Linked DNA regions of Homo sapiens: all the other regions are linked to region 2. Evidence: chromatin loops called from intact Hi-C (ENCODE). Cell type or tissue: heart right ventricle. All regions are shown on one strand. Region 1 has its middle 51 kb from the start of LINC01335. Region 2 overlaps ARHGEF28 (Rho guanine nucleotide exchange factor 28). Region 3 overlaps ARHGEF28 (Rho guanine nucleotide exchange factor 28).

What was found. Peaks named below come from ENCODE experiments on the same cell type or tissue, not always from the same donor. Only the 100,000 strongest peaks of a DNase experiment are listed, where the experiment ranks them.
Region 1: a loop joins it to region 2, with 2.4 times the contacts of the local background. A loop is called at or near these places in 2 of 110 quality-filtered maps.
Region 3: it touches region 2 in a loop (4-fold over the local background); 4 of 110 quality-filtered maps call a loop at or near these places.

The regions. Positions count from the first base shown.
Region 1 is chr5:74,255,683-74,259,682 of GRCh38, reverse strand. No RefSeq gene overlaps it. Among named protein-coding and RNA genes, the nearest start is that of LINC01335, 51 kb to the left of the region's middle. In heart right ventricle, no CTCF peak of the experiment used is centred here; DNase peaks (open chromatin) are centred at 1,822 and 2,395; H3K27ac peaks cover 2,101 bases.
Region 2 is chr5:73,900,967-73,904,966 of GRCh38, reverse strand. ARHGEF28 (Rho guanine nucleotide exchange factor 28) reads right to left here. Exons shown (of 36, transcript NM_001177693.2): 31 at 3,683-3,783; 32 at 707-745; 33 at 562-609. Among named protein-coding and RNA genes, the nearest start is that of LINC02122, 200 kb to the left of the region's middle. In heart right ventricle, CTCF peaks have their summits at 2,229 (motif pointing left) and 3,345 (motif pointing left); a DNase peak (open chromatin) is centred at 3,806; H3K27ac peaks cover 1,602 bases.
Region 3 is chr5:73,791,040-73,795,039 of GRCh38, reverse strand. It overlaps ARHGEF28 (Rho guanine nucleotide exchange factor 28), which reads right to left. Exons shown (of 36, transcript NM_001177693.2): 8 at 586-638. Among named protein-coding and RNA genes, the nearest start is that of ARHGEF28, 170 kb to the right of the region's middle. In heart right ventricle, a CTCF peak has its summit at 2,105 (motif pointing right); a DNase peak (open chromatin) is centred at 2,089; H3K27ac peaks cover 522 bases.

The sequences.
Region 1 (4,000 bases), 350 kb before region 2:
TGGTCCCTTAGGTTAGAGTCTTGGTAAAAATTTTTTCCACCATTCCCTCAATCCCTCACCCTACACACGCCCGACCCGGTGGTACCCTGCCTTTCCACACATTTTTCTTTGAACCCTGCAATCTTTCTCTCTCGTCATTTCATGCCCTTCTTTCCTTATATACTCTGCTCACAACTCAAGTCTTCTGTGATACTTCCTTTAATTTTGCCTCTCTGTACCTCGATTCCAGATGTCAAGGAGGCTGTGTGGCCTAACACACCATTTTTATTTGCTCTCGAGCTTGGTAGTCAATCCATCTTTTCTACCAGATGACTTTAAGGAAAACAGAATGGAGCCCCAAATTTTCCCTTAAGAGATGGAAGATAAAATATGGTTTCAAATAAGAATACAGGCAAAATATCTTACAAAAATGGGTGCCAATAGAAAGCATTCAGATACTCCCATGAGAAATAAAAAAGGTAATAGAGTATTAATAGTAGCTAATACTTGAGTGATTACTATAGGTAAGGCACTCTTGAAAGTGTTTCAAGTATATCAAAACACTTAATTTTAGAACTGTGAAGTGGATTCTACTTGTGTCTTTATTTTGTAGGAGAAGAGACTTGTACACAGAGAGGCTGGGCAACTTGTACATGGTTGCACAGATGTCCAGAGGCAGTGCTGAGATGTGAACACAGGAAGACTGGATTCAGCATCTGTGCTACTAACCAGGACACTATGAAGTCTCTCATACCTGTGGTACTAGGAAAATCAGAGAAAATTTCAAGGAGGGTGGGGCATTAGAAGCTGACTATGGAGGAACCGGTAGGAGTTGGATGTTTGGAAATAGAGGGCAGGGCATTGCAGGTAGAGAATGGGAGTGTATTCTGGATGCCAACACATCTGTGGCGGTCCTAAGATCAGGAATAGATGGTCTGTATCTTCAGTATGACTTAATGTTTCTGAGTGTAAGACTTAATCTCCATTTGAAAAAGGATAAAAAGAAGGAAAAAAAATAAAAGCTATTACGTTTCTGATTTGATTTTCAATTTGACAATATAATCTATACATTATGTTTACATTTGATTTTCCTAGTTTTTCTTTTTCTTTTTTTCCCCTCAAGATGCTCAGCTGCAAAATGCAAGAATTTGGGAAGATTTGAGCAAAGGACAGGAAAGAACAATATATTCTGGGAATGCAGGATTTCTTCCTTTGGACCTGCTTCCAGTGGAAATCCCCATGAAGATCCTCTCTTCCATCTGTCTGCTGAAACACAAAGAGAAATGCCATGAAATGAGAGTGAGGGAGAGGTTTTTTAAACATTGAAGATGCCTGAAAGCAGAGAGTCTTGTAGGGCTTAAGAGAGACTTTCATCTCCCTGATTTATTTCTCAAGGGAGTGTTAACTGCCCCCAGATTTAATATCACCCCTGAGTGACTGGGAGGCAGCAACTGGTAAAACTATTTTCACTGTCTCAAAAGCCTCCCTGAAGCACCAAGAGGCCAATTCCTCAAAAGAAGACATGCAAATGGCTTTAGAAACTGCAGAGCAGCCAGGAGGCAGCAGCTTATTTGCCTAAAAAAGAAAAAAAAAATCATGCTAGAATCACAGGTGTATTTTACAAGCTTTAAGTTGATTCCTCATAAGGGCAAAGTCTGACTGCTTCTCAGATATCAAAGTTGTGTTCCATGCAGAGTGGCCCCTTAAAAACTTATGTTGTGTTTATCAGTGACTGCAGGTTCAGAGCTGTGGTCAGCAATTGCCTAATTACTCTTGCGTGGCTCCTTTTGCTCCCTCCCTTCCGGGTGCTGCAGCCAGGAGTTACAACCCTGATGGTTCCAGGCTGTTTCTTGAGCATTTATGTGTTTCCCTTAACTGGAAATATTACACGGTGCGGCCGCCTCCCTTCTGGGGCTGGAATAGAAGCTATTTTATAAGCTTGTCTCATCCTCTGAAGTACCCTTTCCCCTGACCCTTCCCACACTCAGTCCCCCGCCCTGGAAGGCACAATCCCTTCCTCTGAGTCTTCCTCTCACACCCAGAGTCATACAGGATGAATACCTAGCCCCCAGGTGAGCTTTCTTCTTCTAAAGAATCTCTTGAACTTTAAGTATAAGACCTATTTAATTCAATCCTCAAGTTTAATAGAAGTGGCCAGCCCCCAGCTCCAGGTTTACACGAATCCCGAGACAGTAGAAATGTATCTTTTAATTGACCAAGAGTAAAATTCTGAGCTCCTGTAAGGCAATTCCTTTCAAAAAGCACATGGTGGGCTGGGACCTGGGCACCACAGCTTTGCCATTCCAGGAGACAGGCAACTAGCAGCCAAGCCTTCCAGGAAAGCATCAGGGGCTCTGACCCAGAGCTGGGACCCCGGCTGAGAAGTGGCCAAGAGCTGCTTTCTGGGAATTCTTTGCAAATCTTCCCTGCCATTCCCCCTGCAGCTGTTGGGACACAAGCATCTGCCTGGGCACTGGGGGGCCTTGTTTTGTGCTTGGTTGACATTTATCTTCCTGCTTACATGGCAGAGGTTAAATGGAGTGAAGCCAGGAACAGCTTCACCCTGGTAACTGCCAACCAATGACTTCAGTCTCTCTATGGTCAAATCATCGCCCCACCCAGCAAAGAAGCTCGTGGAAACCTCTGCTCCCTTCCAAGACACTTTTAATTTTTCTTCTTCTTTTTCATGCAGATGAGCAGTGGTGAAAAATAATTCTTCCTCATGAAAGTAACTTTATGTGGCTGCGTTCTGGAAAACTTGGGTGGAAGTTTGGCTCTGACCATCTTATCTATCTATGTTTCTCTTCTACCCCCACCCTGTTTTTTAAAATAATAATCTTTACTTTTATTTTTCTTGTCACTTTATTTTTAAATGGGCATTATGCAAACAGTACAAAAGCATTAACAAAATTATAAGTAAAAGGCAGGAAGAAAACATCCACAATCCTACCGCAAACCAGCCAAGTTGCTTTCAGTTTTTTTCATCCTATTCTACTGAGTGCCACATGAATATGTAACTTTACCAGCACAATTATAGCAGACATATATCTTTGCATCTACGTTTAACTGAACATTATATGGTAAATTCTTTTCCATGTTGTCACATAGAATTTACATTCATCTTTCTATTCTCTGCTAATCCAGTCCATTGGCTAAATAGAATTGGTTTAATCACTTTTCTACGCTTAATCAAGGCAAGTGGCTTTTGGCTTCTTGCTGGTATATAAAAGCACTATGGTTTTTTCCCCCTTTTGGATAATTTCCTTATGATAACTTTCTGAGAGGTTCACCTCGATTTTTGCTTTGGACACAGAGGTAAATGCTATTTTCCTATTTACAACATCTTCCATGGCCTGAGTGCTAGAAGTCTTAGTGGGAACCTTCTCCCCACATGTTGGGGGCCATGGGAGATGGAGCCAGGTGGAGGAGGGGGCACAGGCCTTTATAAAGAAGTGGAGAAAACTCACTGCACAGTTAATTAGAAAGTGCCATGAAGCAAGTCCAAACTTTATGGCTTTCCTAGAGTTGATGACGGTTCCTAACCAGGCCTGCCTGTTCTCTCGCAGGTGTGTGCAGCCTCCCAGACCATATGGTTTTTGGCTGTACCGGGCCTCATTCTTTGTTCAGCCCATGATCCTGTAACTGAATATCAGTTAATAACTTTTCATAATAATGTAGCTTGGATCAGCTTCTAGGTCCAAAAAGGGGCCCCATACGAAGCTCTGTCTTTTTCAGACTCCTGCTGCCTTGCTGGCACACCTGTAGGGAGACTTAGCCTCATGACTGGTCCCAGGGCGATAGCAACAGCCTAGGCTCACAGAGGGCTAGCCGAGGGTTCAACAGGTGGGAGGCCAGGGCACAGAGCTTATTCTTCAGCAATTTGTCTCTCTTGGGATCTGCCAGGAGGCATGGGGTCTTGTAACTTAACAAAAGGGGCCAGAGCTGCTTCTTTTTCTTTAACTAAAAAATATTTTATGGCAATTTACAACAGGCAGTCTCTGGCTTGTGTGAATTGATTTAT
Region 2 (4,000 bases):
CTTGAAAGGCAGTAAGCTATTTGAGAGCAGGCTGTGTGGCTAATTTGCCTTTGTGTGCTCAGCCCTCAGCACAGTCAGCACAGAGACAGGCACTGTGTGTTCATCCCCTCAACATTAATAAATTAATAAATGTTGAGTGGATGAACAAACAAAAGAGTAAAGCAACATATGGATTACTTAACTGCTCTAAAGGCTGATGGCCACATGGAGAAGTCAAAGAATTTTAGGTGTGAATTTAGGTTTTCATCAGAAAATGTGAAGTCATGCTACACTCACCTAAGAGTTTCATTGTAAATGTCAAGCCAGATCATATTCATCAATATTTTTTAAAGATATGAACTGTTTTATGATTTCAGAGAAGAATGGTATAAAATGTAGTCATGGTGTTGCCTCTGATTACAAAACCATGTGAGTCCAACACATCACACTTAGAAGGTTGTCATTCTTTTAAGATCATTCCCTACCTCTCACTTGTTCTCATTTTTAAAGTCTGGGAATCATCAAAGAGAATTGCATTAAGAGAACCATTCACAAGGTCAAAGATTAGAGGAGGATAGTTACCTGAAGGCTGTATAAGAGACGGGTTAAATTCTGTATGGCTTGTATAATCTGAAAAACAAAATTGTAAGTGTCAAATTCTTGAAAAAGCTTTCATTATCCACAAATAAAGGCTGGTGATACATTTAAGGTATGTGCAGCAGCTCACCTCTGATTGTGAAGAACCTGGAAAATTTCTACATTCCACCTAAAATACATAAAAAACAAGAAAATGAATAACCATTCTACTTCTGAAAAGCTGCCCTGCAGTGTCCCAAAATGTATGACCTTGGGTAAATCACTTTGCTATCTCTAAACTTGATTACCTTATCTATACTGACTCAGTTTCCTCCCAGAAATAAAAGCCTATAGAATCAAACAAACACTTGACAACAAGAGCGTCCTTCACGCAAAGTCGATGTTTGAGATGGATGGCAATTTTCACCCAATCACCCCTTAAAACAACAAGGGATGACAGTAAGGACACCCTGAAAACTCAAGTAACAACATTTACCTTGTGCAAACCACAATGTGAATTGAGTTCTCTGTGCCCAGACTGAAGTTGTCTTTTGGGTCAGGCTGACCTCTTATATTCTAGAGGACAGATTGAAAGTTAAAGAAAGAATATCATGTCTGGCCTTAACTCCTTTTCTCAATGTTTGAGATTCACGATATCAACATATACAGCAGTTGGGAAAAGAAACCAGACTCAGACGGTGGCCATAGTGGCGCGCGTAGCTGGGCTGCTCTAGATCCCACCACAGTCAGAGATCACCAGACCAGTGACTGCCATAGTAGAAGTACTAGCAGCAGAGGCCACGAACCAGCCACAGGAGACCGTCTGTTCTTTAGGGAGAGGGTCTATGCCTTGTTCTTTGTCTCTTCCACAGCACACATTAAGGGCACACGTGGATAGTGATGGTTTGCAGCCTCCATAATTGAACACTTGTTTATTCATTTATTGTCGGCCTTCTCTCCCTAGGATGCAAACCAGTGAGTAGCGAGACTTTGTCCATGTGCTCCATATTATAAGAATGATGCTTGACATAGCACGGACACTCAACAAGTGAATGACTCCCAGTTGAACTCGATGGCACGCCATTCAATAAATAAATATCGATCACCCACTGTAAACTTCACACCTTACGCTATGGGAGACCATCAGATGCCCTGTCCTCAAGGGCCTACTGTCTCATCTAATTTTAAGCCATAAAAAGCAGCCAGCCATGGTCATGTCCTCGGGTAATTTTGAACTTGTTAAATTCAATTAGTTTAGGCTGATGATGCCAGGATGAGCTAGCCAGACCTCCGCTTCCCTTGGACTGCCAATTAAAGATTTCACTCGTAAGCAGCCCCTCTGATAGAGAAAAGACAGAGGCTGAAAATGGAGATGAAGCTTAAAGACATTAGATCTGTGCCAAACCCTATGGGAGAGAACAGGCTCTAAGAACCCCCGCCCTAGAGGGATGGTTGGCGTTCTCGCTGCTCTTCTGGCTCTGTCGTGGCCCATCCACACTCCACTGCTTCTGTAGTAAGACCATATGGCACAGAGTTTTTATAGTCTATAAAAATTAGAACCATAGAAATGAGTTGGACTGTGCTACCCGCGGTTACTTATGCCCAAAAGCCACTAGGTTTGACACAAGACAGGAAATTTCGCGTTTTTAATGGAGTTGTTCTGCCACCTTGTGGTAAATGTTTAAAACTGCAGTTGGCGATTTATCCATTATTTCTGCATTTGAGTCAGATTTCATTTTTTAATATTCTTTCAGAAATTTGTTCTAACCTTACCTTGTAGAGGAAGCTAATGACAAAATATCCATTATACACCTTTTAAAAGTTTGATTTCAAGTGATCCTGCCCTTTACCTGGGTTTATTAATGTATTAATCTTTCAAAATGCCTTATTAAGCAAAAAATTTTGCAGATAGCTTAATCCAAAGAAGAACCCAGACACTTAACCTCAATTATCTACCTGTAGCTGAATTGGAGTGGAAGAGGGAGACTTTAGGGGTAGGAGCCACCCAACTTTGCGTTCAAGATTAAATTATTACTGTCCAATTCACTCTCTCTTTTCTATTAACACAGTTGGACACCACAAACTTCACACTTAAAAGTGATGAAAAGCAGGAACATTTTAAGAAGCAATACATTAGAAAGCTTACAATCAGAAGGAGTAAAATATTACATTCCTATGCTCATTTTGGCCTCTGAAGTTTAAAAAAGAACACTCAGTCACAGCTGTCTTTTCTCTGGATTTTAAAAGTCCTTGACTTGATTTCTCAGTCTTATGTAATATACACAAAAAGTATATAATATGTAAAATATGTTGTATATGTGAGAAGATCTGACATTTGCCATTTTTTCACATTGACACATATTGGCACCTATTAATGTACCTAATTCAATTTTAGATAAAGCTAAACTCTGGAGCCCTGACAAGCAGGAAGAGGCCAACTAGCCACCTCCCAGAATCATATTTTATTCCTTCCCTATTTCTGACATCTCACTTTCAGTAGACATTAATAGGAAGTTTTATGTATTTAATTCTTAAAGAGAGAGTTAATATCTATGTCTATAGCAGTAAGTCAAAAAAGAGGATTCCCTTTGGGAATCGCTGTGCCCCAAGCAAAAACTGGTCAGATTAATTAAAAATTAACCACAAAAAAAGTAGGTGAAATGTGGGTGGTGACAGGAAATCAACTCTGCAAGGAGAGGAGGGTCAAGGAAGGTGAAAGAAGCAAGAATATTCCAAAGTAAAAGGTGTTTCAATTACTTTGGCGCCATCTGGTTGCAAAAGGGCCCCCGGGTGCCAGAGCTGCCAGACATAGTGGGTGAGAAGCAAAGGTTTGCAGGGCAGAAAGACCAGAAGTCAGAGAGCACAGACACACATATACACAGGAGAGTTTTTAATCTTTTTAATAACTTTTCAATCGTTGCTTTGTTTACACCTACATGACACAGGCAGTGCAAGCACATTTGAAGAAGAAATAAGTTAGAAAGTTTAAATATGAATATTTAAATCAATTGAGAACAATTCAGAAAAGCACCTTTGCCCCACTGACTGCCGTGACAGACCAGAACCTGAGGCTATTTTATTATACACAGTAACCGCTGCCGTTTACTAACAAATCAGTTCACAATACCTTCTCCCCTGCATCAGAGACGGCCAAGTCGGTTACCACACCCTGGATCCCGGGATCCACATCCGAACAGCCTCTTCCTTCTCTCCCTCCTGTGACTAATGCTGGAAGCACGCCATCGAGACAGAAACAAAAAGGACAGCGTCAAACATCGGCCAGCCCACCGGGTTCTTCTGTACACGGCCAACACATATTTCAAAATAGGAAACACCACAAAATAATACATATTGAGTATTCTTAGATGAGGTGCTTGGATGAGCGCAGAGCAATGCATGTGGTCCCTGCCCACATGGGGCTTACACGCTAACAGACAGCAACTGA
Region 3 (4,000 bases), 110 kb after region 2:
TAAACATCAAACTTCAAGTAGAAATTTGTTTTGCAGAATGTATTCAATCATCTTGCATATACAACTACAACTCAGAAAGATAGCTAGGTTTGGTTATAAAGAATAGGGATTAAGAATTTGATAAAGAAAATGGGGCTGGGCACGGTGGCTCATGCCTGTAATCCCAGCACTTGGGGAGACCGAGGCGGGCAGATCACCTGAGGTCACGAGTTCGAGACCACCTTGGCCAACATGGCAAAACCCCATCTCTACTAGAAATACAAAAATTAGCCAGACGTGGTGGTGGGCGCCTATAGTCCCAGCTACTCAGGAGGGTGAGGCAGGAGAATCATTTGAACCCAGGAGGCAGAAGTTGCAGTGAGCCAAGATCGTGCCACTGTACTCCAGCCTGGGTGACAGAGCGAGGCTCCATCTCAAAAAAAAAAAAAAAAGAAAGAAAAAGAAAACAGAATTTCACATTATTCTGAAAGTGACTTGGGGCACATCCTTTTTTTAGTGTTTTTTAAACATTTTTATTACCACTAAATCTTCATTTCTACTTTATGGAAAGACGTGCAAAGAAAGAAGCAGGGAGTCATTCATTACCTTTATATCTTCCTTTTCAGCTGCTGATCTGCTGGACACTGAATTCTTAATCTCTGCAAAAGAAATAATTATCAGGATCTGCTGATGGGAGCTTTTGTTAAGAAGAACAACAACTACTAGCTGACAAGTGTAAATGAGTTGCCCAGGAGCCTTCTGCACAGAGATAGGTTTTTAGATTAGGCCTCTTAAAAATCAGCTCTCCACAGAGCAGAGTGTCTAATAACCCGACTGTCCATACTCTGGTATTATCTGTGTGGACTAAGATGGAAACAAGCCCAGGAGCTCTCACAGGAAATCCTGAAGGGGAAAAAATTATCATTAAATAAATAAATGCCCTTGATTCCAAAGGAAGGCTGCTCACTACCGCAAGTTCTTCAAAATAGCAGATTGTAAGGACGTGACTCGTACCCACCTGAGGAAATCCCACATGTCTATTTCCTCAAATACCACAGATTTCAATATGTTTTAAAAGAGCGTAATTCATTATATAAGAGGTCTGGCTTTTCCTTACACATCACTGAAGGTCAAGAACACCAGCATAGCCCTCAGCTCCAACCTCAGCCCCGGGCACACCGGGTGTCCTCTTTCTGAATAAAGGGTTTCCTGGAAACAGTAGTGGTCAGGATGTACTGGGATGAAGAAAAAAAAAAAAAAAAGGTTCACCCAAGGCAGCATTTTTATCTGTGGTTTAATTGATTGGTTCTGTTCCCAAATACTCAGTTGCCCTTAAACAAGAGCCGCTATTGTCGAAATAACCACCAAGAACAGGTTTGGGCCTGGGGAAAATTAAAGCACTCGATATCCCTAGCAAGGACATATGACTGAAAGTCTCTACCCCAGATTTGCATTAACATACAACATTGTGGGGTCTCACTCCTTTTCTGGAATCTCCACATCCCTTCCCCCACAGCCCTGCTTTATGCTAATCCTGGGGAAACGCCTGAAGTTTTCCAGCAGGTTCATTACCTAGACCTTCCCTATTCCGTTTTGTCACTCCTATTAATTTATCTAATGCCCCAAATCTGCAGGTGGATTTATTCAAGCTCTTCTCACTTCTGGGCAACAATGCTAGGAGTTATCATCCATGTTTATGCTTAGAAAATGTATAAGGTATTCATTTATATGGCTCTACATGACAAATCATAATAAAGATGACAAATTACAAGGATGGAGCTATAAGTAATAAGATCAGGATGGAGCAGAGAAACCAACAATCCTTGTCTTGTGTTTCTAAAAATCTGGACAACAATAACTTTGAATTTGCTTTGCAGAAAGCAAGTAATACTACATTTGCATGCCACAATAGTATATTGCTCTTGAATTTATAATGCATATTAGCTTCTATGATTAAACCAACAAGGAAATAACCAGCGAACAAAGTAATAACCCCAATTTTGTGTGGTCATGTCAACTGATCTCAGCAGGGAATGAGGACAAGATCATAGTGGACACCCAGCCCAGGCAGCTTGTGTACACAGCATCCCTGCCGGCCTTTAAATGCACATCCCACAGAAGGCCTCCAGGTGGCAGCAGAGTAACATTGCCAGAGGTAGGAATGTCAAAATGGGCTAATTTCACCCTTCAAGGACCTGCTTTCAAGTGCCAAAGTCCAAAACACATAGTTAAAATTAGCATTTTTGTCCCACTACATAGATGCAGAAAATTGATGTGAAGCACCTACCATGGTATTTGGCACATTATAAGTGTACAGTAGGGATTTGGTTTGGTTTTGAAACTCATATACTCAAACACTAAAAATTGGGATAAGTAGGAAAGAAACCACAAAGGCGTTAAAAAAAAAAAAAAAAAAAAGAAGGGAAGGATAACCTGGACCAGAGTTTCAACAGACACATCTGCACAGACATCAAGAGTCACACCCTTTTACTTTGCCTGTTTTAGGACATTCATTCCTTTAAAGTCATCTCAGCCATAAACTCTTAAATGATCATTATATTGCATTCCTAAAGAATTCTGTACATACAGCATTTATTCGGAAGAACAGTACACATTTTATCCAGATTGCTAATGGAAAAGGCAATCTCATCTGTTAGTGAAGTTTGCAGTTACAGAGGATGTGTTCACACCTGGTAGTGCATTTAGGTTCCAGCTTCCTTTCCCTTCTCAAAAGGCCAGTGAACTAGTTTTTATAGCTTGCCATGCCTACGTTTTTCCGTGTAGTCCAGTGCAATTTTTTTCACTTCAGAACAAGTACCACAAACTATATTAAAATATATGTCTTCATTAAAAATTGTACCTCATCATTTAAAAAATAACTTAAATGTAGAAAGTCTTTATCCAAAAATCATTTAAAAATATTAGTGATACTGTGCTGATTCCAGATAATAATGTATCTTTAATTAACCTAGAACTAAACAGAACCATATCTTAGAGCTTTCAAAGAATTTGGCATTCATTCTAATGGATTAATTAAATTGCTCTAGGAGAGTTTCTGTTAAATTAGTAGGATCCTTTTACACTAACCCACTGTACCACCAATTACACAGTGCAATCAAACCACTCATTGCTATAGCAACCTTTAGCAGATAATGGTATCAGTAACTCTACCTATTCTGTTTTAAAGGCCTATTAATCTTGCCCTCAAGCCCACCCAGAAGTAAGGATTACTCCTCTAAATCAGACTTGCCAAACTTGATAAACATGGTTTTTGTTATTGCCAAACTATAATGGAACAAGAGATAATCTCTAAGACTTATGTTTACTAGTGACACTGCACCAGTGAACAGGGTTAAGTCGCTGTAAGATTCATGCCAGTGTCTCATTAAGAAACAGATTCGCCTAAAAAACTCACCTCTATGCACATGTCTTACTGTCTTATTTTGCAAATGAGACCACAGAGTCTAGACTTAAGCAAATAAAAAAGCTTACAACCAAAAACACAGGATGCTCAGTATTCTGATTTTAATCACCATTTGGATGTGGCAGAAGAATCGTGGTCAGACGCAGCCAGACCACCAGTGTTGTCTTGTTAACAACCAAGTCCACCACTGGCTTACATCTACAGGGTAGTGTCAAAAGCACAGGTGGAAAACCAGGATCATGCTCTCAGTTTGCTCTGCCTGCCCCCACAAATGTCAGAAAAACACCCTGATGGTAGTGTTCATAGCAGCCTCTGTGCCTCTCTGGCATACATGGTGGGTAGTTCATAGTCTTTGAATGAATCTTTTTTTCTCAATAGGCTGTAAATTCTGGGAGAGCTGGGACCAGATCGATTTCCGCTCAACCCTTGTATCCCCAGCACCAAGCTGGGTGCTTTGCACTTAACAGGTGCTGAATAAATGCTTCTCATCTCCACCTACATCTGGTGGCCCAAAATATACATAGCTGACAAGATGTGGTGGATGGTTAGACAAGCTGTGGATCAGGACAGAGAAGGAAAAGTTGTTTACTTTTTAGA